Regions from separate parts of the Homo sapiens genome. Here region 1 is linked to region 2. A link is a contact called in ENCODE Hi-C or POLR2A ChIA-PET data. All regions are on one chromosome and are shown on one strand. The core of a region is the stretch at or near the end of the contact, and the rest is flanking DNA. Distances in the headings are between cores, read along the strand shown.

Evidence for each region. A loop is a pair of places that touch in the nucleus more often than their neighbours do. ChIA-PET counts read pairs that join two places held with the same protein, here RNA polymerase II (POLR2A). Pooled maps may share reads with other maps.
Region 1: a loop to region 2 is called in a pooled map, with 9 times the contacts of the local background. The contact joins two enhancer-like sites. A Hi-C loop is called at or near these places in 1 of 37 single-sample maps with no recorded cell type and 3 of 50 pooled maps. POLR2A ChIA-PET finds 5 or more read pairs at or near these places in 1 of 52 experiments (T-cell).

The regions. Positions count from the first base shown.
Region 1 is chr2:42,750,740-42,754,712 of GRCh38, forward strand. It overlaps MTA3 (metastasis associated 1 family member 3), which reads left to right. Exons shown (of 17, transcript NM_001330442.2): 17 at 2,635-3,973. The coding sequence ends at 2,660. Among named protein-coding and RNA genes, the nearest start is that of OXER1, 11 kb to the right of the region's middle. Within about 2 kb of position 1,757, at least 3 of the 41 ENCODE cell types and tissues checked have a DNase peak (open chromatin) inside an H3K27ac peak, as active enhancers do.
Region 2 is chr2:42,100,837-42,104,739 of GRCh38, forward strand. No RefSeq gene overlaps it. Among named protein-coding and RNA genes, the nearest start is that of PKDCC, 55 kb to the left of the region's middle. RefSeq lists enhancers at 169-248, 467-1,294, 1,219-1,738 and a silencer at 429-808. Within about 2 kb of position 1,600, at least 34 of the 41 ENCODE cell types and tissues checked have a DNase peak (open chromatin) inside an H3K27ac peak, as active enhancers do.

The DNA.
Region 1 (3,973 bases), core at 507-3,006, 650 kb after region 2:
CTTGTCCTTAGCTGTGCATGGTGCCTCGTGTCCCCTAGGCCTGAAACGGTTTTGTCCTCGTCAGAGAATAAATATCTCGACTGGTGGGACGTAGACAGTTGCCTGGTGGTATGGAGTTGGGAGAGCTTCTTGGGATCCAGCTGCTTCTCAAAGAGCCTTTAACTCCTCTTCCTTGCTTCAGTCCCCTCCCCTACTTCCAGAGGTACCTGGTGTCATTTCATGAGCCTTTGGGGTTCTCTAGACAAATTGGGTACTCAGCTTTCCACACTGAACCTTCAAGTCTGTCTGTCTTGAGTGCATAGTCTGTTATCACTCATTTATCTGCTTTCCAGCTTCTAAAATTCTGTGGTTTCTTCTCTGATTTTCAGAAGGAAAGGAAACTAACTCAGAAGCCACCAGCTAGCTGGCTGGATTGCTTTCATTGGATTGGTTGATTTAAGTGCAGAATCTCCAAGTCCATGGACTTCAAGTACTTCTGAGTAGTCAAACCATTAGGGAAAATTTTGCAAAAAACAAACAAACAAAAAAATAAGTGCCTGTCAGTCAGGGCGAGTACGTACCAAAGTGGCAAATATAGGTTAATACATTTGAGAATAAATAAACAAAAAGAGAAATGATTTGGGCTACATCATGGTCTAGGAAGGAGACTGAGAATTGATGTAGACATTTTCCTGGGGCTCTCTGCCTGTGCTACTGTGCTGAGTCTCTGTATCTGGCTCTTGTTCCTGCTCCAAGGAAATGCAGAGGATCTGGGGAAGCTCTGAGCAGAGGAGAGTGAAGTGATAACCTTGTAAGGGCAGGTGGTAAGTACTGGGATTCTTCAGCCCAGAATACAGAGAGGTGGCCTGTCTCAATTGAAAACCGTGGCCAGGGTGGAGAAGGCAGAGTGGAGCCTGGGCACCAGAACCTGAGATGCTAGGAGGAGAGGGTTGTTTCTGAAACCGCAGCAGGCAAGTTTGGCACAAATAAAAGCACAATTTACCATGGCAGGCTAGAAACTTGGGAAACTATTAAAAGCAGCTCTTTTGATAGGTGGTTTAATTCCATAAGGGTTTAGACAGATGAATGACAGAGCTCCTGCTCCACTAAATACAAAAAGAGAGAGTGGCTCCTAGGAGACGCTGACACTTACATAACCTTCCATTTAGACACTGAGGAGGTCAGGATGCTCTTACTGGGCTGTTAGCAGAACACTGGGCTGGATGGAGAATGAGCAGCTTGGTGTAGTAGGAAAAACTTGACACAAATTAAGGTCTACATTCAAATCTTGACTCCTCAGCTTACTTACTGTGACCTTGAGCAAGTTCTTAACCTTTCTGACACTCCCAAGATTCTGCTGAAGGTTAAATAAGGTAGTTACATAACCTACAGTATGTTCAATAAAGCAAGGTTAGCATGATTCCTAAACTGAATTTATCTGGGCCTTTATTTAACACATACTTGCTGAGCTCATATCAAATACCAAGCTGGGTACAGGTATCTTCCCTATCCTAGAAAAGCTCATGAAGTGAAGACACAGCTCTGCTCCATCCTGCAGCCCTTCCTTGGCATGCTCTGAGGCTGTGAAGGTGAGCATTGCTGGGTCCTTTCCTGGCAGCAGGGTGATGTGCCTGGGGCAGAGAATATCTGAGCATCTTATCCCTTCTCAGCAAACAACCCCACTTCCCTCCTAGCCACTTTCCTAATAACTAAGTAAAAAGCTTTCACAACTTTCTAATACAACACGGTGGTGATGTGGTTTGCAGGCCACTTCTGCTTTTTCATTTACTTGTCTCTGCTGTAGTCTCCAGATGGTCAGAGTTGAAGGTTTTTGGGGAAGTGGAGGGGGTGGGAGTGAGGGGCATAGGAATAGTTCCTGACACTGTGGGAGAGTGAAGTTCACTCCCCTCCTACAAGAAATGTGTTCATAGCCTCTGGGTGCCCACATCATTATGATTAATTATGATGAGCTCAGATGAGATCGTGCCTCCTCCCAGCCAACTGTGTTCCCTATTCCTTAGTATCCGTCAGAAAAGTTCCATGAGTCTCTTCTCTTGCCTGGTGTACTGTAGCACCTCTCCAGTGACCACTAAACCCGCCTATTCAAAACCCAGCTTTTAAGATCTTTCCGTCCTTCAGTATCAATTATATATTTTATTGGCCCTAATTAAACTTTCCCTTTGATCCAGTGTTAAACTACATTGTGAGCCCTTTTTTTTTTTTTCAGACAGGGTCTTGCTCTGTCGCCTGGGCTGGAGTGCCGTGGTGCGACCACAGCTCACTGCAGCCTTGGCTTTGTGAGCTCAAGCAGTCCTCCCCCCTCAGCCTCCTGAAGTAGCTGGGACTACAGGCATGCACCACCACACCTGGCTAACTTTTTATTTTTATTTTGGTAGAGACAGAGTGATGCTATGTCGTCCAGACTGTCTTGAACTTCTGGCCTCAAGCCATCCACCGGCCTTGGCCTCTCAAAGTGCTGGGATTATGGGCATGAGCCACCACACCTGGCCTAGTCATGAGATTTTCTTTGACCTACTGCTGAGCCTCCTTTCCCTGAAGGTTGTGATGTTGGGAGGGGTGAGTCCATCCTCCCTTTCATCTTGCCTCCACCATCGGGACTTGTTTAACCTTCACACTGTTACTTCCCTTTTCTAGAACTCACGTGCTGTGTGTCAGACTGAGCTTTCCCTGATTCATTCTACAATCCAAGACTTGCTGCACTGTCCTGCTGATGTTCACAGCCGTGCCTGGGAAGAAGGCAGCCCCACTCCCAGTACATTTCAGTGGGAGACCTCTGCGTGCATCCATGGAGACGCAATGGGGCGGGGAAGGAACTGTGGGAGTGCACGTTCCAAATCCTGTGTCTCCACGTGTGGATCAGCAGCACCTCGCTTTCTTGTCAGAGACCTCGCTGTTACGGAGCGAGACCTGCTGAGAATTGAGGGGCTGAGGGAACCCCTCCACCTCCTCCCTTCTGCAGCGCCCTGCGCCCCACCCAGCAACAGCGGCCACTTGGCAGTGGGGCTGCTGCAAGCTCAGAGCCGCTGCCACCCTGCATGTGTCCGCTCAGCTCGGTCTTATGCTGTATAGTTACTAAATATGTACAGGAGGGCCATGGCATCTTTCTGAATGGATTTTTCTTAAGAAATGCGCCAGTGTTTATGAGGTTCAAGGTATTTCCCTGTCCTTGCTGTTACCGTCACTCAGCTTTTTCTCGATAGGCTTCATCCTTGTTTTTTTGAAATGGGGGAATTTGCTGTTTACCCTCTGCATTCCTATATGTGACCCTCCCTCCTACTCCTCCAAGGAACAGAATTACCGAGGTTCTGACAAAAGATAAGCCTGTAAACTCATCATCTGTGTTTTGTGGTTGGAGAGAAACTGGTGTTCTGCCCGGCTCTGCTTGGTCACAGACAGCTCCAGCAAGAGCAGTTGTTAAAAGTGCCAAGCGTGTGTATCACTGTGACAAGCCGTTTGCTTACTGCCCTGTTCCCTTGCAGCCAAACCAGCTGATGAAGAACTGCTGCCAGGTGGGTCCTACAGCAGGTCACAAATGACCTAGTTTCATTTTAAGCAGACAGACTCTGTTTGGCCTAGAGGTGTGGAGTGAGAGAACTGTGTTTGTGGGTATGAGTCTGTGTGGCCAACCCCATGACCCCCACCCCTCCAGCCCAACATCTTGTGAGCACATGTGACCTAGGCCCCGGGGGACCTGCCTGCTCCTTTGGCTTGGGCTCTTCGTGTTTCCCACCTGCCCTCGGCACGAGCCCTTGGTGGCATCACAGTTGGCCACTCAGCTGTGCTGAGTAGCTGTGCTACTTGTGCTGGCAGCTGCAAGGATAGGAATAGCTCAGCGCCCGATGAGCTCCCTGAGCAGATGTGAGGCTGGCAACTCCCCTGCCCTCTGTTTGCAGGCACAGGGTCACAGTCCCAAGAAAGACAACTGGAGTCTGATCTCCCAGCCATCTCTGGGGTTACTAGGAGGCAGCTGGAT
Region 2 (3,903 bases), core at 350-2,849:
GGGCAAGCCTCATCCCCTAGAAGCCGACTCCGCCTGGCCCACCATGCCTGCAGCAGAAAGGCCTGAGGCTGGGCCTAGAACACTGAGGACGTCAGTGGCCAGGACTTTCCAAAGCTGAAACTGGGACCTGCGGAGGCCTCACTGTCCGGAGCAGCGTCCAGGTCCTCAGCATCCTCTTCGCTGGGCCCCACGCGTGTCGTGCGCCACCCCAGAAGGCAGGGCCTGATTCGGATCAGCAGGGGCTGCAGGGCCGCTCTGCAGGTGGGTGACTCAGGCCCCTCTTGAACCCTTAGGCCTGAGGCAGAGACTGGGCAGGAGGCTGGGCGTGGCCGGGGAGCCCCTTCACGTGCTCCCCTTCTCGAGGGTTCACGGGGCTCTGGAGGCCCAGATGCTGGCAAAGTGGCGGGAGCGCTCCAGGGACGAGGACTCAGGTCGGGGCGCCCCCGCCAGCGCCAGGATCCCCGCTCACCCTCCGCCGCGCCCCGCCCCCGCCCCGACACACTGGGGGAGCCCCGCCCTCCCCGAGGCCCGCGCGGCGCCGCAGGAGGAATCCCAGCCATTTCCTCCACGCTGCGCGGTATGTGGCCTGCCCGCCGCCAACCGCAGCGCGAGCCGGTCCCCAGCCGCGCCTGGCAGCTGCCCCGGCTCCGCCGTGCTGCTCGGGATTCCGGGAAGGCCGCCCCCTCGTCCCGGGCCACCAGACCGGCCTTTCCAGCGGCTCCAGGCCCGTGCAGTCCCGCCGGACGCCGGCTACACCACGCGCCGCTGCTGGAACCTCTCCCAGCCCCGCGTGGCCGCCCCCGGCCCAGGCACCCCCTCCCCGGAACGCCCCCGACGGCCCCTCGCGTCCGAGCTGGAAACTGAAGTTGACGCTTGCTCCGTCACCCTGGGGCAAATTGCTTTGCCTAAGCCTCAGTTTCTCCATCTGTGAAATGGGGACGTTGGCAGGAGTGCCTGTCTCGTTGTGCTGCCCGAGGGGTGAATGAGAAAAGGAAAGCGTTGGACTACTGTCAACGCGATTTTCATTTCCCTAGGTACCACGAGGGTCCTGGCTTTTCGCACAGGATCTTAGCACCCACCCTGCCCCTCGCCTCTCCTCCAGCCCAGTTGCCGGTGGAGCAAGCAGGCCGGGCTTTGCGAGTGGGCAGAGGAGAGGGCTGGGGCCTGCCCAAGACTGCGCCCTGCACAGATTAAACAATGCCTGAAGGTCCCACGACACAGCCTTCCTCGAGATTCACCGTTGCCCTCTCCTCAATCACTAGGTTCTTGAAAGACCCAAAGGACAGTTATTTACATTTTTTTTAAATGATGTCATCGCAGTCTGAGAGCAGCCAGACACGTAGTGATCAGGGAAAGTCGAAAGTGCAGATGGGTTCGCAAACGTGGACTCTCTAGTTTTGGGTCTGCAGATGGGGCCGGCCACCACGTGCTCTCTGAGTTCTCTTTCCAAGTACAGATCCCTCCGGAGACGGAACATTGTTCCGCCTTTAATTCTTCCCAGGAGCTGCGGAGGAAGGCGTGAGAACCGGAGCCCGGGGTGACTTGCGGGGGAGGGGATCGCTTCCCCGTCGCCCACACCTGCCTAACCCACGCCCACGGCGGCCGCAAAGGCGACACCGCGTGAATCTGGAAAGCCCCGAGTTTCAACAGGCCCAACCATCGGCGGCTTTGCAGGCGCAGCACCAAGTGCTGCTCTGCCTGTGTTCCCCCAGACAGCCCCTGGTTGTGATTTGTCGTTTCCAGTCCAGCTAGAGTCCCAAGGCCAAGAACTAGACCCTTGCAGCGAGATCCGCGCCCCCCCCCACCCCACCCCGCCTCATTCTCCACAGGCGCCACAGCCACAGGCCGCATAAATAAATCCAGGTGGAGGCAGACCCAGAAACCCAGGTGCTATAAATATCCCAGCCCAGCCGGGAGACTGACCTCCCAGGCAGCCCCTCGCCCCCACCCGCCCTAGACCAGCACTTCCGGCCACCACAGCGCTGAGGGCGGATCTCCCCGCGGTGGGAGGAGCGGGCTCCACCAGGATGCAGGCCTGGCTTCCCTTTCTTTCTTCTCCTGGGAGCCTCTGGCGGCCCAACCTGAGGGCTTGCCCTCTTCTCTGGAACCACCTCCCTAACTCTCAATCGCATACCTCTCCCTCCCTCCCCCTGGTATTTTTAGAGAGGCCTTCTCTCAGGGACCCCATACTGCGACCAGACTTCAAGAAATGCTGACTTCTCTTTCTAGATGAATAAGCATAGTTGGAAGGCAACAACCTCAATCAGAGTTTACAATCTAAAATTTGATTCTAAACTTTTTCTTTTTGAAACAGTCTTGCTCTGTCACCCAGGCTGGAGTGCAGTGGCGTGATCATGGCTCACTGCAGCTTTGACCTCCCAGGTTCAAGCGATCCTCCCATCTCAGCCTCCCTAGTAGTTGGGACTACAGGCGCTGTGCCACCATGCCCGCCTGGCTAATTTTGTGTTTGTTTGTTTGTTTGTTTTTGTTTTTGTTTTTTTTTTTGAGACGGGGTTTCACTATGTTGCCCAGGCTGGTCTCGAACTCCTGGGCTCAAGCGATCTGCCCACCTCAGCCTCCAAACATGCTGGGATTACAGGTTTGAGCCACTCTGTCCAGCCCTTGATTCTACATTTTTAATAGCATTTTTTATGTGATTAAAACACAGGCTGGAGGCAGAGTAGACCTAAAAGAGGGGAAAGAAGAAGCTGAAGGCATATGCAAAGAAGAGATAGAGCCACACTAGAAAAGAAAGCTGCTCTACCAGAAGGCTGGTACCTAGGAACTCAGTGGGACTTTCTGAGCCCAGTCTCCTGGGTCTGGGACTTGGTGTGGTGCAGTTCAATAAATCCCTATTGTGGGGGGGGGGCGGGGTAGAAAAGATGTGAGATACCTTTCCTCACCCTTCATAAGGGTCATTGCTATAGCAAAAGACTGATTAACAAGAGAAAAGCATAGCAAATTTACCGAATCAAAGTTTTATGGGACACAGGAGCCTTCAGAAATGAAAACCCAGTGACCCAGGGAAAACTGTCTATTTTTATGCCTAGGTAGAAATACACACTGTCCATTCTTCGTTGAACCTAAGCATAAAAATAGACAAAAGGATGCGATCTAATGGTAACAGACTGAGGGGAGAAACCCAGCAAGGCCTGTCTGTTCAGATTCTTCTTGGCCTCTCTGAGCAGCATTCCTTCCTCCTGGGTGTGGGGCAGGGGCTTTCTGGAGCACGGGTCTTATAACTCACAGTCAGAGGTAGATCAGAGAATCTCTTCATGGCCAGTGCCTACACAGAAAGGCAGGGGGAACTTAGAGTAACAGTTCTAGATTTTATGGCTTGCTTTGGGGGAAAGGGATTCTAGTTATTATGACCTGCCATAGGGAAGAGGAATTCTAGTTTCTATGAATTCAGGGAGAAGAAGGGGTGGGAAATAGGGCAAGAGAAGTTCAGAGAGAGATTTTACTTCTGAGACTGCTTCTAAGGCCTTCCAATCTCCTTTAGTTCAAAGTACTCAGCACGCCAAGGCATTATACTTTGACTTATCATTTTCTGAGCCCCAGCAAAATTTAAAACATAGTGAGTGAGTCTTCTAAACATGAAGTCACACCCCATTTCTGATGTAGAAGCTTACACTTTAGGAACTGCTACGGAAGCACTTTGCAAGCGCCATCTCACTGAATACTACTTAGAAGGAACTATTAACTCCCCGTTTTACAGATTAAAAATCTGAGTTTAGAGAGACTAATTAACTTGCCCGAGGACACCCAGCTAATAGGGGAGAAGTTTGAACCCACGGATCTGATTCCAGAGGTCATGTGTTAAACCTGTGCTGTACAATAAACTCTGCCAGTCTCTCTGATCAGAGATGGAAAGGACTCTATTGCAGTCTTCAGCCATCCTTC